2 separate regions of the Homo sapiens genome follow, and region 1 is linked to region 2. A link is a contact called in ENCODE Hi-C or POLR2A ChIA-PET data. All regions are on one chromosome and are shown on one strand. Each heading gives the region's core, a stretch centred on a gene start or an enhancer-like site at or near the end of the contact. The rest is flanking DNA. Distances are from core to core; before and after follow the strand shown.

Region 1 (6,860 bases), core at 1,289-3,788, 180 kb after region 2:
TGCAGTGGCGTGATCTCGGCTCACTGCAAGCTCCGCCTCCCAGGTTCAAGCAATTCTCCTGCCTCAGCCTCCGTATGAGTAGCTGGGACTACAGGCGCCCACCACCACGCCCGGCTAATTTTTTGCATTTTTAGTAGAGACAGGGTTTCACCGTGTTAGCCAGGATGGTCTCGATCTCCTGACCTCGTGATCCACCCGCCTCGGCCTCCCAAAGTGCTGGGATTACAGGCGTGAGCCACCGCGCCCGGCTGCAAGGTGTTTATTAAAAGGATTCCTGCCTATTAACGAAGACTTATTTTTCACACTTTTATTTCAAAACTTGTTTTTGTCCTTTTTATGTTTCCTAATTGTTAAGAAGTGGCTTTATTTCTCAATTTGAGACATCTTTCTCAACCACAGTGTTTCTTTTTGATATTGATAATTAACTTTTTTTGGCCTGTATTTAATGTTGGAAGGCAAATACTATGTCCCAAACTACACTTTAGAAAATGACGATGGTAAACTTCATCTTTTCACATTTATTGATTACCCAATTATCACTTGGATGCTGCTTTACAGCTCAGATCTTATAATTTCACTTACTCCTCATAAGGACCTCATCAGTGGCTATTATTATTATTATTATTTCCATGAGGGCTCAAGAGCTGATAAGTAATTTGTCCCAAAACCATAGAGCTGGCCCCTAAGCCCAGAATTACAGGCCTGTGTCCATCTCATTCAGCCAGTGTCCCCAAGAACAACCTGCATCTGTCTGCATCAGAACCACCAGAGGTGCTGACTAAAGAATGACGCATATTTACCACTCTACCTGCCTCAGCTACAAAGGACCACCACTCCTATAACTTCAGATCTCCAGGGAGGGGGTTGGAGGAGGCTTTTTAAAAACCTTCACCTCATTTATTTACTTGAAGTACACAAAACAGTAGAGAGAACAATACAATCAAGTGCGTTTTACCTAGCAAACTGCCAGCTTTACCAAATAGAAATGCAGGACATTCAGTTAAGTTTGAATTTCAGGTAAAAAATGGATGACTTTTTAATAAAAATATAACGTCACGTGGGACAATACTTATACCGAAACATCACTGTTTTCCTGGCCATCCAATTTTCACCCTCACTCTGCTCTCTCCCCAGTCCTGGCTTATTTTGAAGCCAATCTCAAAATTCCTAGCATTTCATCTTAAACATGTCAGAATACCACCCTAAAATGTAAGACAATTTTTTTTTAAGAAACACAAACACAGTACCATTATTGCACCTGAAAAACACAACAATAATTCCTTAATACCTAGTCAATGTCTAGTTATCTGGATAAAATAAAATGGTATTTTATAGGTTGTTTGTTGAATCAAAATCCAAATAAGGCTCTTTCATTGTTAATCTATAGTTCTTCTCTCTGCCTGTCTCTGCATACACTTGTTGAGACAACAGGTCATTTATCCTCTCAGGATAGAGTAGCTCTCAGGGTGAATCATGCTTTCTTTTATCAGTTTTGCATCCAGGTGTTGTCATTATCATGTTCCTCTGTCCCACATATTTCCTGTTAGTTCGTAGTTAGATCCAATTAGATAGATCTAGTTAGATCTAGAGGCTTCATCTCCTTCAGGTTTCAATTTTTATTAAGAATATAACCTGGGGGGTGTGTCCATTTAGCAAGAGATACAGAATGGTTGTCTCTTTTTTAGAGATATTAGCAACTGTTGATAATCAATATCTACAGTCATAGTTCTTTAGGTGATCCTGATACATAGTGAGAATAAAAACCATTGCACTTTTCCACATTGCTCAGAGCAGGGCGGCTATGCCTATTGCTTTTTTTTTTTTTTTTTAATTTACTTTTTTAAATGAGCAGTTTCTGTGCTAAGAGGAACTATCTCTGGTCCACAGCCTCACAGGGTTCCCAGAATGAAGTATCCACCCTCCATCGTTCCTGAGCCTGGCCTTCCTCCTGGAGTACTGGCAATAACAGACTCCCTTACTCCTTGCAGCACTGTCCAGATGGTTGATAGCCAGATGTTGAGTGGATTTCTTTTTGAATGGATTTCTCTTTGAATGGATTTCTCTTCAAATGACAGGGGAGTCCTGCTAGTTCAGCATTCTGTTGTATTCAGATGCTCAGTTGACACCTCCCGTCATAGTGTGTGGTAAACTCTTATGAGCCCTCCCTAGCTGTTGAGTGATAACTATATAACCTATGGCCTGAAGTTGGGTTGGCCCAAGGACAAAACTGCTGGATGAGTCACAGTGAGGCCTTATCTTAAATGTGTCCCAAAAAAGAGAAGAAATGAGGACAGGCGGAAACTGTGTGAGTGGGAGGGAGACAGGGCACAGCTGAGGGGCAAAGGCGGCAGGCAGTAATAAGCAACAGAAGAGGGATGAAAGAAGACAGTTATCCAGAAGACTTTTTGGCCTATTTTCTTATGTGTGGGTAAAACACAGCAAGTGGGGCTTGCAAAACAATATTGCCACTGAAAACAGGACGCTGTCTCCATGTGTATGCACAAGGAACCAGATTGCATGTTCTATCTGCCAGCAGGAGGCCCCCTCCACAGGCTCCTGCTGTCTCTGCATTGTTCGGTGAGTCCTTGGAGTAAGCTGCCTGGGAAACAGGAGGCTTCGGCAGACCAGAGCTGGATGGCTGCTGATCAAAGAGGACTTGTGAAGCTACATCTTGTGTGTTATCCTCACTGTGAAGGTCATAGCAGGCTGCACCCAGCATTAGACTGCCCAGGACAATAGAGGAGACTTTATAAAACGTGTGGGTGGGCCAGGTGTGGTGGCTCACGCCTGTAATCCCAGCACTTTGGGAGGCTGAGGTGGGTGGATCACGAGTTCAGGAGTTCAAAACCAGCCTGGCCAAGATGATGAAACCTGGTCTCTACTAAAAATACAGAAAATTAGCCAGGCGTGGTGGCAGGGACCTGTAATCCCAGCTACTCAGGAGGGTGAGGCAGAGAATTGCTTGAACCCAGGAGGCGGAGGTTGCAGTGGGCCAAGTTTGCTCCATTGCACTCCAGCCTGGGCAACAAGAGTGAAACTCCTTCTCAAAACAAAAAAACAAAAAACAAAAAAGTGTGTGGGTGAAGGAGCAGTGCGGCAAGGGGCAGCTGCTGGAAATGAAGAATGGGGAAGGGAAGAGTGGAGGGGAAGACCCCAACCACTGGCTGAGCAAGTCCAGCTTCCTTCTGCTGTGTGGTCTGCAAGATGCACTCTCCTTTTTAAATCCCAACAAAACGCCCATCCCTTTCTAGCATGGTCCGACTGGCTCATTCTTGTTTGGAGGATGAGACCCAGGCTGCGACTGGATTTACAGTGGGCCTGGGGGCAGGAAGAGGCTAGCCCTGTTTTCACAAATGGACAAGAGCGTAAAGAGGCATGAATGGCCACCAACAGTGAACAATGTTTCTGTGCGGATGGTTTCCATCAAAAGGTAGCTTCATTGGGGAATGCCTGCACAGAGGTACCTAATTAGGGATTCCGAGTACTTTTGTGTTTTCATGTCTTTCAAATTAGACTCAGAGAACAAACCGATGACTCTGAACACAATTGACTGCTTTGCTGACACAACAAATAATGGCTTGAATAGTGAAAATTCCAAACCAGGTCTGTGGCCAACCTTTTTGTAACAAAAAGATGACTCAAGTTTGGAAATAGTCACAGCGTCAGTTGTCTGATTGATGGCTGAAGAATGGGAGACAGCAAGGGGTGCTTCACATGCTATTTTCCTCTTTACTTTTCCCTAATTCTTTTATTTTTCTCTCCCAAATAGGAGATTTGCTGGGCTTGATATTTTTACAAAAGAAGAAAATGGAGGAGGAGGGAGAGGTTTAAAGGGGCCACTGTCATTTCACACCCCCATCCTGACCTGCAGCCCTATTTGTCTCCTCTAAGCCTCTTTTCTCACGTCAGTAGGAGGCTGTTTCTCTTCTCTATAAGGGGCTTTTCCTGTTATAACTAAAAGCGAAGGTCCCACGTTCACCACATTCTCCAGTGAGCTGCCAGTGACCAGGGTCTACTGTGCGGCTCCTGGAGGAGGCAGGACTGGCCTGTTGTCATAGACCCCGACTGCTCCCCAGGAAAAAGAGGTAGTGTGGGAGGGGAGTCACTGGTGTGTGTAGTTAGCAGTGGTGGGGAGAGACTTCCTCCCATGGGGGAGTAAAGGGGGATTCGGTTTTAATCTCCTCTTCCTCAATCAGTTGGTGAGAGAGGGATTCCCTCCACTTGGTTAGGCAGATGGACGAATACAGCACACCCAGTGCTGGGCTGGTCAGATGAACAGCATGTAGAATCAAGCCCAGGGGAGGAGGATACCACAGGCCATGTGGGGCCACATGGGGGCTGCACTTGGGAACAGCATGAATAGCCAGGGGCTGTGGAAGGCAAGCTCTGTAGTAACAAGAGAGGGAGCTGCCTCTTGGTTCCAGGGTGAAGTTGTGATTGGTTTTTGTAATAATTCTTCAGGCTGGCAGAGAACCAAAACCTGCTATTCAGGGATAGGCAGGTCACCTGCCATTTGATGAGAAGGTTGTTTGCCAGGAGGTAAGCTGGACACCTCACTGCTGACTTGGAGACTTGTGGTGGTGAGTCCTCAGGCCCTGCCAGAGCTACCATCCTGGGAGGATGCAGACAGGGATCCTTGGGGAGCCTGAGTGCTGTCTCTGCACAGCTCTGCGCTGCTCTCAGAAAGTGCAGAAGAGACCTCAGTGGTTCCTGTCACCTTACATGAAGGGACACAGAAGTCAGCAGAGCACTGTAGGCCAAGGGACTGCCCAGTGGCCAGAGCAAGTCACAGCCCAACCAACGTGGAATAGGACTGAAGAGAGATGTGAGTGTCCCCGAAGGGGCCCGGTCCTCAGTGACTGCGGGTCAGGATGGCATGGATGGTTTGTATTATGCAAGGGCTCCATGCATATCCTAGATCCTAGTAACAGACGCAAATGTACCAGCTTGAGTCATAGATCTTCTTTTTCTTTTGCATGTCATGAAGTCCAGGGGTAGGTTGCTCAGGGTAAGAGTGTGGCTCCAGGATGTTGGCAGAGAGCCACAAGATGGCTGAACCTTCTCCACAGCCCATGCCCCCTCAAAGAAGGAGGAAACGGCAAAGTGCAAAGGCCAGTGCCAGCAGAAGACTCCTTTGTAGTAACAAGAGGGAAAATAGTCATGGAGTCACCATACGTATTATTGGTCACATATAGTCACATGGCTGCTCTTATCTGCAAAGAAGGCTATAAAATATTGTTTCAAGTTCATACACTGCCAACTCCTACAGGACTAAGGTTCTGTAATTAAGGAAGAAGGAGAACAAGACATACGCAGAACTGCAACTGGGCCTTTGCCAGTGGGGAGAAATGCTGCTGGGTGGTGCTCAGAGAAACAGGATGCTGATGGCAAGGAGAACATCCCTCCCCATCCACCAGCCCTGCAGGTATCCTGAGGTTGCAGGACCAAGGACAGAGGGATCCACAGTGGAACCTAGGTATGGTAATTGACCTCTATTTCAGATGGAATAAGAGAGGAAATGGTGGCCATCTTGGAACGTGGGATGACATCCCCTCCTCTGCTATGGTGTTGGGAATGACTTGTGGGGTGCAGCCGCCAACTGAATAGTGAACAGGGAGCTTCTACCAATGGCTAACCCCGTCAATTTCCAGAGCACCAGGGAGCAAATGGCCTCACAAAGCCCCTGGAAACTCGTGCCTGGAAATACAGAAAGTGGTAGTTTTTATGCCAACATCAAATCAAGCAAATTGAGAGTTATGATTAGATAAGAGAAATGGTGGGGTCTAATTCACACACTATCACATGCTGCCACATCTTGCATGTGGATACAGCAAATGGGTTTTGCAGACTGATCCTGGCTGGTGGTAGCACCCAATGTTTATGCTCTGAGTACTGCATATAATGTTGTGTAATCATTTCTGCTAACGTTCCGAACAAAACTTTGTAATAAGACGGCTTCTGCGTATGTTATACACTACAGAAATGCTGGAAAGGTGGAGGTGAGGAGATATGAGGAACTTGGACATATTTCATTTAAATAATTACCTGGGAGAAATAAAAATCTGTAAAAATTGTGATGTTGTATGATTAATCAGTCAACTCCCCACCCCCCACATCTGAGTGGTTTTGCCTCTGGGATTCTGTTAGCACCAGGAGGTCCAAGGCGTCCTCTCCATCTAAAGTGAGCTAAAAACCTAGTAGAGATGTGCTGCCCACTAGAAAAAGACTATGAAACAAACATCCTAGAGGCTCAAACAAGTAAATACTACTAAAAGTACAACTCGTGGTATGTTTTTTCTATTCATCCCCAGATCTTTCTTAAGAAACGAAAGAAAAAAAACACACCGACAATTGAGATCAAGTACAACCCTACGGTTTGGAAGTAACACAAAGGGGTCATTGCTGAACAGCTCTGAATGCTCTGAACAGGCACCCAGACTGGGTGAGCACAGTGTGAAACAGCCCATCAGGCTCAACCTGCCCCAAAGGGTGGGGTTCCAAGGGCCCCGTGGCTATGTTGCTCAGGGACTGACCACTGTCCCTGATGCTGGTGAGTCTCAGGAGGTGAGGACAGACACTGAAGGTGGGAGTGGGCAGAGGGGAAACGGGTGGTCCTAGGAAAGCAAGCTGTGTGATCGCCCTGGATGTTTCTGAATCCTGGTTTTCAGTTCCATCTCAGTAACAGCACGTCCACGTGACATCCACAGAACCTTCTGTTTTGTCAGAGGGCTGCCTGTCTCTGATCTTGTGTCTTCACTGACATGGCAAAGCTGCCTTCCAGGCCCAAATGAGCAGGTTCTTAGGGGGTCTCCCATCTTACCATGGGTGATGCTTCCTTCCATTTAAATTAATTTGCATAT
Region 2 (7,747 bases), core at 277-2,776:
TGTATAACTACGTAACAACCCTGCACATTATGCACATGTATCCTAGAACTTAAAGTATAATAATAAAAAAAGAATATATTATATACTTGTAAATTGCCAAGAGAGTAGATTTTAAGGAGTTTAAGTGTTCTCATCACAAATTATGTTTGAGGTAATGGAAATGTTAAATAGCTTGATTTATCCATTGCACCAACACTATATTGTACAATGTAAGTATATATAATTTTGACTTACCTAATAAATAATTTTTTGAAAAGAATAAGATACATCTATATGCGCTGACATAAAAGAATAGACATGATATATTGTTGAGTGAAAATAAGTGGCATATAAATTTTTGTCTGATATAAATTTTTAAAATCATGCAGTTTAATTTATTCCTTCCATAGACAAGTGAATAACATGGAAAAAGGTTGAGAAACATTGCATGGAGTATTTATTTTTGGTTCCCAATAATTTCCTTGCTACTCCAAATAAAGAACTGTTTTTTTCAGAATCACCTCAACTATGTTCAACTTCTATCTTGTTAGATGGGGGAGAGCAGCCACCCTCACTCTTGGGTGAGGGAGGCTCACTCAGGGATCACTGTCCTTCGCTGCCTTGTGTTCAGTCTAGAGAGTCTAAGTAATGTTTCTGAGGACACATAGCTTATAAGACACAAAGCGATACTAGACTCAGGTCTGTCTGTTTCAAGGACCCACAATTGTAATCTTCACACCATAAAGCCAATGAGAGTGTATTTCAACAAAAAAAGAAATCATATAATCAAGTCTCTATAAATGCCCTTAACTAAGATTTTCAGCCCACTGTGTCACCATGGAACTCACTCTTAATTCTTGGATACAGGACAAAAACCAAGGTGAATCACTGACTTACTTGCTTCCTCCGTATGAACAGCTATTGTAGGCAGCAGGAGTAATATGGTGATAGGCCTGCATTGCAATAGCAAGGTCAGCAGTTGCTATTAAATCTTGACAGACCCCACTGTGGGACAAAAAGCATGCTTGCCACGCCAAGACTAGATAAGATCCAGAAAAACCCCAGTGTCCACCTATGTTCTAGACTGAAGTCCACAGATCTGGTCCACAAGTCTCAGAAGGCTTCATCTTATCCCTGAAGCTTTCTAATTATAGTCTTTTCCAATCAGGGTCCCAAAAGAGAATTAGCCTACAGACAAGTGATTTCGTTGACTAATTCTCCATTTCCCAAGAATGCAACATAGCTAGTACCATTGTAGATGGAGAGGAGATAAGCTAATTTGTTACATGTTTGGTTGCCTTAATGGACTGGAGCTTTATTCTATCAGTAATCCTTACTGAGAAAGGTCAATTGAAGTTTCCAATCTAACTTGGTTTATGGTGGGAGTACACAAGGTAGATGTGGAGTCTTCTGCTTTATCTGGGAAGAAATATCTGGCTGTATTTGAATGGGCACTGAACCTGAGCCCCATGAGCCCAGTAAAAGAGTGTGGCCTCATCTGGGCTGGGCTAGACATGCCCCTTTCCCAACCAGCCCTTCCTGAATCATTGGGTGAGGATGCTTATCCAGGCCAGCAGAAGACTCAGGGTTATTTTGGGAAGGACAGACACACATCCTTGTCCTGAGATAGGGCAGGCTATGATCACCGGAATGCAAACGTTAAACTTGTCACTTCCAAGATGTGCTCAACTCTCCTCCTCCCGCTGAAATTCAGTTCCCATAAATGGACAGAGAGCTAATTTCCCTTGGCTTCATCTCAAGACCAGGTCACTATGTTCCCAAAGTCTAGCTTAGCTCAAATGTCTTTACCTACTAAGGTTATTTTTCTGCTGCTGTGGTGGAATTGCTATTTTCAGTAGCTGAGAAAAATTCAATATTTATTTTTCTTGGTGGGAAATCCACAGTGAAGTAGGTGGTTCCTGGAAGCTGTTTATTCCCCCTATTGCATTGTCTTGAGCAAATGACCATGATTAATAATATTTAAAGGGATTAATCTCATTCTGCAGGAGGCAAGCAGTAGAGCAGATAGATATAAATAGAAATATTGAAACAGATATAAATATAGATATCTCTTGCCCATTTTAATTCTACATATTTACAGCTTCAGGGCATAATACAAATGGACAAAGAACCTAGCCAGCAGAAACCGAATAAAATTCCAACAGGGAGATTTATTACTGCCTCTGGAAGTAAATCATAGTTGATATTCTGGACTGAGTTTACTCTGAGCATGTGATCTTACTCAATCAGATCATGCTAAATATAGACTTGGAGAGGACTCATGGCAGAACGTTGACTGAGGCCATAAGCTGCCATCTGGATTTTTTGTATCTTTTTTCAGAAAACAGTGAATTCACCCCGGCATTCAGCTTCCGTAAGATCAAGCACAGAGGTCATCTGCTGCGGATTTGTAGAGGAAAGTTCACACTGCTGTGAAAATATATTCCCAGTTATATTTGAATTTCTAGTTTTAGGACAAAATTCTGCTATCTTTTTACAAAAAGCCCCCCCTCCCCTTACACCCCATAACACGCCACTCTTTATAGGATTGTCACTCATGATTATGATGACAGGAAGCATTGATGATGACTCATTGATTTTTTTCTATATGCCCCGAGAAGTTGGTGTGATCTTTCTGGAAAAGAAGACCTTCTTTGACACATAATGTTTATGAAAATATCAGAGGTTCAGGTTGGGTAATCTGTCTCAAACTCTCCCTCAAGCCCCTCTACTCCCTCTAGGAAGAACACAACACGAATCCTGCAGGATGACTGAAAACTCCTCTGTTGATCAGGGCATTCAGCAAGCAAGTCTGCACAGCCCTGCTCACAGTCACTCCACTCTGAAACCAGTTCTGCTTTGGGAAAATATTTCCTGGGTTTAACAAAGTCCCTTATGCTGACACCTGTGTATTTTTCTTTATTCTGCTTTAATGTGATGTATAACTTTAGAATCATAGAGCACTAGTGCTTTAACGGAGTTTAGAGCCTAGCCTTAGAATTTAACAGGAACAAAAGCTTGGGCCCAGAAAGCGTGGGTTCCCATAGCTAGTTAGTAGAATAGAGGCTTGGTCTCCTCAGCCTGCAGGGATTTCTTTTCTACCATTAATGGCTGTATTTGAAGATGTATTTAAATCCCTCCTCAGCCTCCATTTTTCAAGTTGAGATGTTCTTTAGTCTCCCAATAAGTATAATTTTCCGAACGTTAGATTCTTTTCTCATATTTTCTCCTTTCTCCATGTGCACATTAAATTATGGTGCCCTGTGCTGGTCTCAGAATAAGTAGCAGACTTTAACTAGTACTGTCTGGGATAGTATTATAATTCATAATAATCCATTGACTATGTAGAAATAGTTCTTAAGTTCTTAATTCATAACATGTCAGACAGTGATATATACCCTGAGGATATAGAAATGAATAACAATAAGGTTCATTCTTCAAGGACCTTGAAGTCATGCAGGGGAGATGTGTATTGAGTGGTTGACCATAGCTAGGTAGGAGGTAGGAGGTAGGAGGTGTTCATGTGTGTTTGGGAGAAGTGTTGGGGCACAAAAGAGGGTGTCCTTATATGTATAGGATTTTAAGAGAAATTTTAAGTCATTTTTTAGCCAAAAGTGGGGTGTTTTAGCTGGATCTGAAAGAATCCAGCAATGTTTAAGAATTGAAATAATGCTGTTACTATTATTTGTGTATATGTTCGTGTATCTTGGGTATTATTCGGAGTCATGGGATCACATCAGTTACGGAAAGATCACTTTGGTTGCAATGTGGATAACGGATTGAAGGGGAAAAAAAGAAGAAAATTCACTTAGGAGCCTAAAGTAACATTCCAGGAAACAGATGGTACAGATTTCGGCAGAGCTGTGACAGAAGACTAATCCTCAGGATTTAGTGACCTCTTGAATGCTGATTGTTGAGGAAGAGGTCAGCAGTGATTTCCAAGGTTGTGCTTTGGACAACTGGGTTGGACTATTTAATAATAATAGGCTTGTGGTTATTCTTTTAAATTATCAAATAATCATGGAATAGTAGAAGGTTTTGGGTGGAAGATAAGGAGTCCAATTCTAGCCACGTGGAACTTGAACAACTTGGAATTATCCAGTTTGCATTATCCAGTGGGCAAAAGGATACATGGGTCTGGAGGGCAGGGGAGGATCCTGGGATATGATATAAGGTGGCAGTTAAACCAAAATGTGGATTACTGTATTCAGGCAGATGTTAGAGTATGAACAGAAGAAGGTCACTTGTCAAAGAGTAGGCAGGAAGCCTCATGAAGGAGACTGGAAAGAAATGTTTGGAAGGCATGAGGAGAACCAGAAGCATGTGGCCAACAGGCCTCATGTCCTTGAGGGATCAAGTGACAGAAAGATTAAAATCTATTAAATTCTGCAGTGAACTTATAATTGGTGATCTTAGGGCAATTTATTGGGGTGTGGAAAGCTCTGAATCCAGAATGCAACACACCGAGGAATCAGTTTCTTCCTTTATTTAATTAATTAATTTATTTTTTTGAGACGGAGTTTCGCTCTTGTTGCCCAGGCTGGAGTGCAGCAGCGCGATCTTGGCTCACCGCAACCTCCACCTCCCAGGTTCAAGCGATTCTCCTGCCTCAGCCTCCCGAGTAGCTGGGATTATAGGCATGTGCCACCACACCTGGATATTCTTCCTTTATTCTATTGATATGCTGTGTTACTTTGACTGATTTTTATATGTTGGAACCACTTTCACATTCCTGGGATTACTCTCACTTGGACATAATGTATAATATCTTTAATATACTCCTGGATTCAGTTTGCTAGTATTTTTTTTTTTTTGGCGGGGTAGAATGCAGTCTCACTCTGTCACCCAGGCTAGAGTGCAATGGTGCCGTCTTGGCTCATTGCAACCTCTGCCTCCCAGGTTCAAGAGATTCTCATGTCTCAGCCTCCCGAGTAGCTGGGATTACAGGCATGTGCCACCACACCAGGCTAATTTTTGTATTTTTAGTAGTGATGATGTTTCACCATGTTGGTCAGGCTGGTCTCGACCTCCTGGCTTCAAGTGATATGCCTGCATTGGCCTCCCAAAGTGCTGGGATTACAGGTGTGAGCCACTGTGCCCAGTCTTCAGTTTGCTAGTATTTTGTTGAGTGTTTTGGCATCTACATTCATAAGAGACTTTGGTTTATAGTTTTCTTGTGATGTCTTTATCTGGTTTTGGTATCATGGTAATGCCGACCTCATGGAGTGAGTTAGGAAGTTTTCTCAATTCTATTTTTTTGGAAGAGTCTAAGAAGCATTTCTACTAATTCTTAAAAATTTGGTAGAATTCACCATCTGGTCCTGGGGTTTTCTTTATTGGAAGCTTTTGGAGGGTTGACTCAATCTCTTTATTTGTTATAGGTCTATTCAGATTGTCTGTTTCTTCCTGAGTCAATTTTGGTAGCTTGTGTGTCTCCAGAAATTGTCCATTTCATCTAAATTGTCTAATTTGTTGGCATACAATTGTTCACGGTATTGTTTTACAATGCTTTTAATTTCTCTATATCGTTAGCAACATCTCCTTTGTTCCTGATTTTAATAGTTTAAGTCTACTCTTTTTCTTTTTTCTTGGTTAGTCTAGCCAAAGTTTTCTCAACATTGTTGATCTTTTCAAATAACTATGTTATGTTTTATTAATTTTTTCCATTGTCATTCTATTCTCTACTTCATTTATCTCTCCTCTAATGTTTATTTTTTTCCTTCTTCTTGCTTAGGTTTAGTTTGCTCTTCTTTTTCTATAGTTTTTTAAAAAAACTTTTATTTTAGGTTTAGGGGTATATGTGCAGGATTGTTATATAGGTAAACTGTGTGTCATGGGGGTTTGGTGTACAGATTATTTAGTCACTCAGGTAATAAGTATAATACTCAATAGGCATTTTTTCTTGATCCTCTTCCTCCTTCCACCCTCCACCCTCAAGTAAGCCCTGGTGTCCAGTTGTTCTCTTCTTTGTATCCTTGTGTTCTCATTGGTTAGCTCCCACTTATAAATGAGAATATACACTATTTGGTTTTCTGTTTCTGCATTAGTTTGCTTATGATGATGATCTCCAGCTCAATTTATGTTGTTGCAAAGGGCATAATCTCATTCTTTTTTATGGCTGTGTAGGATCCCATGGTATATATGTACCACTTTTCTTTATTCAGTCTACTGTTGATGGGCATTTAGGTTGATTCCATGTCTTCGTTGTGAACAGTGCTGCGGTAAACATATGTGTGCCTGTGTCACTATGGCAGAACAAATTGTATTCCTTTCGATATATATCCAACAATACGATTGCTGGGTTGAATGGTAATTCTGTTTTCAGTTCTTTGAGAAATTGCCACACTGCTTTCCACAATGACTGAACTAGTTTACACTTCCACCAGCAGTGTTTAAGTGTTCCCTTTACTCTGCAACTTCACCAACGTCTGTTATTTTTTGGCTTTTTAATAATGGCTATTCTGTCTGGTGTGAGATGATATCTCGCTGTGGTTTTGATTTGCATTTCTCTAATGATTAGTGATGTTGAGCATTTTTTCATATGCATGCTGGCTGCATACATGTCTTTTTGTGAAAAGAGTCTGTTCATCTTCTTTGCCCACTTTTTAATGGTATTGTTTGTTTTTTGCTTGTAAATTTGTTTAAGTTCCTTATGGATTCTGGATATGAAACCTTTTTTAGATGCATAGTTTGCAGATATTTTCTCTCATTCTGTAGGTTGTCTATTTACTCGGTTGATAGTTTCTTTTGCTGTGCAGAAGCTCTTTAGTTTGATTAGGTCCCATTTGTCAGTTTTTGGTTTCTTTGTAATTGCTTTTGATGTCTTTGTCATGAAATCTTTGCCAGGTCCTGTGTCCAGAATGGCATTGCCTAGATTTTCTTCCAGGGTTTTTATAGTTTCGGGTTTTACATTAAGTCTTTAATCAATCTTAAGTTAATTTTTGTATATGGTTTAAGGAAGGGGTCCAGTTTCAATTTTCTGCATATGGCTAGCTAGTTATCCCAGCACCATTTATTGAATAGAAAATCCTTTCCCCATTGCTCATTTTTGTTGGCCTTGTTGAAGATCACATGGTTGTAGGCAACCAGCATTATTTCTGGGCTCTCTATTCTGTTCCATTGGTCCATATATCTATTTTTGTACCAGTACCATGTTGTTTTGGTCACTGTAGCCTTTGAAGTCAGGTAACGTAGCCGGGCGCGGTGGCTCACGCCTGTAATTGAACACTTTGGGAAGCTGAGGCCGGCAGATCACCTGTGGTCAGGAGTTCCAGAACAGCCTGGCCAACATGGTGAAACTCTGTCTCCAGTAAAAATACAAAAATTAACTCGGCGTGGTGATGCATGCCTGTAACCCCAGCTACTCCAGAGGTTGAGGCAGGAGAATCGCTTGAACCCTGGAGGCGGAGGCTGCAGTGAAACGAGATCACTCCACTGTACTCCAGCCTGGGTGACAGAGTAAGATTCTGTCCCCACCCCCCAAACCCCCCATCCCAAAAAATAGGAAAAGGAAAAATGAAGTCAGGTAACGTGATGCCTCCTGCTTTGGTCTTTTTTTTTTTTTTTTTTTTTAAGGATTGACTTAAAGAGCTATTCAGGCTCTTTTTTGGTTCTATATGAATTTTAAAATAGTTTTTTCTACTTCTGTGAAGAATATCATGGTAGTTTGATAGGAATGGTATTGAATCTGTAAATTACTTTGGACAGTACGGCCATTTTAATGATATTGATTCTTCCTATTGATGAGCACAGCATGTTTTTCCATTTG

Evidence for each region. A loop is a pair of places that touch in the nucleus more often than their neighbours do. ChIA-PET counts read pairs that join two places held with the same protein, here RNA polymerase II (POLR2A). Pooled maps may share reads with other maps.
Region 1: a map of ascending aorta shows a loop between it and region 2 (2.4-fold over the local background). The contact joins two enhancer-like sites. A Hi-C loop is called at or near these places in 4 of 168 maps with a recorded cell type or tissue (IMR-90, ascending aorta, heart right ventricle and 1 more) and 9 of 50 pooled maps. POLR2A ChIA-PET finds 5 or more read pairs at or near these places in 1 of 52 experiments (AG04450).

Annotation. Positions count from the first base shown.
Region 1 is chr9:88,779,738-88,786,597 of GRCh38, forward strand. No RefSeq gene overlaps it. Among named protein-coding and RNA genes, the nearest start is that of MIR4289, 37 kb to the left of the region's middle. Within about 2 kb of position 2,539, at least 9 of the 41 ENCODE cell types and tissues checked have a DNase peak (open chromatin) inside an H3K27ac peak, as active enhancers do; they include ascending aorta, where a contact is called at or near this core.
Region 2 is chr9:88,603,410-88,611,156 of GRCh38, forward strand. No RefSeq gene overlaps it. Among named protein-coding and RNA genes, the nearest start is that of LINC02843, 45 kb to the right of the region's middle. Within about 2 kb of position 1,527, at least 4 of the 41 ENCODE cell types and tissues checked have a DNase peak (open chromatin) inside an H3K27ac peak, as active enhancers do; they include ascending aorta, where a contact is called at or near this core.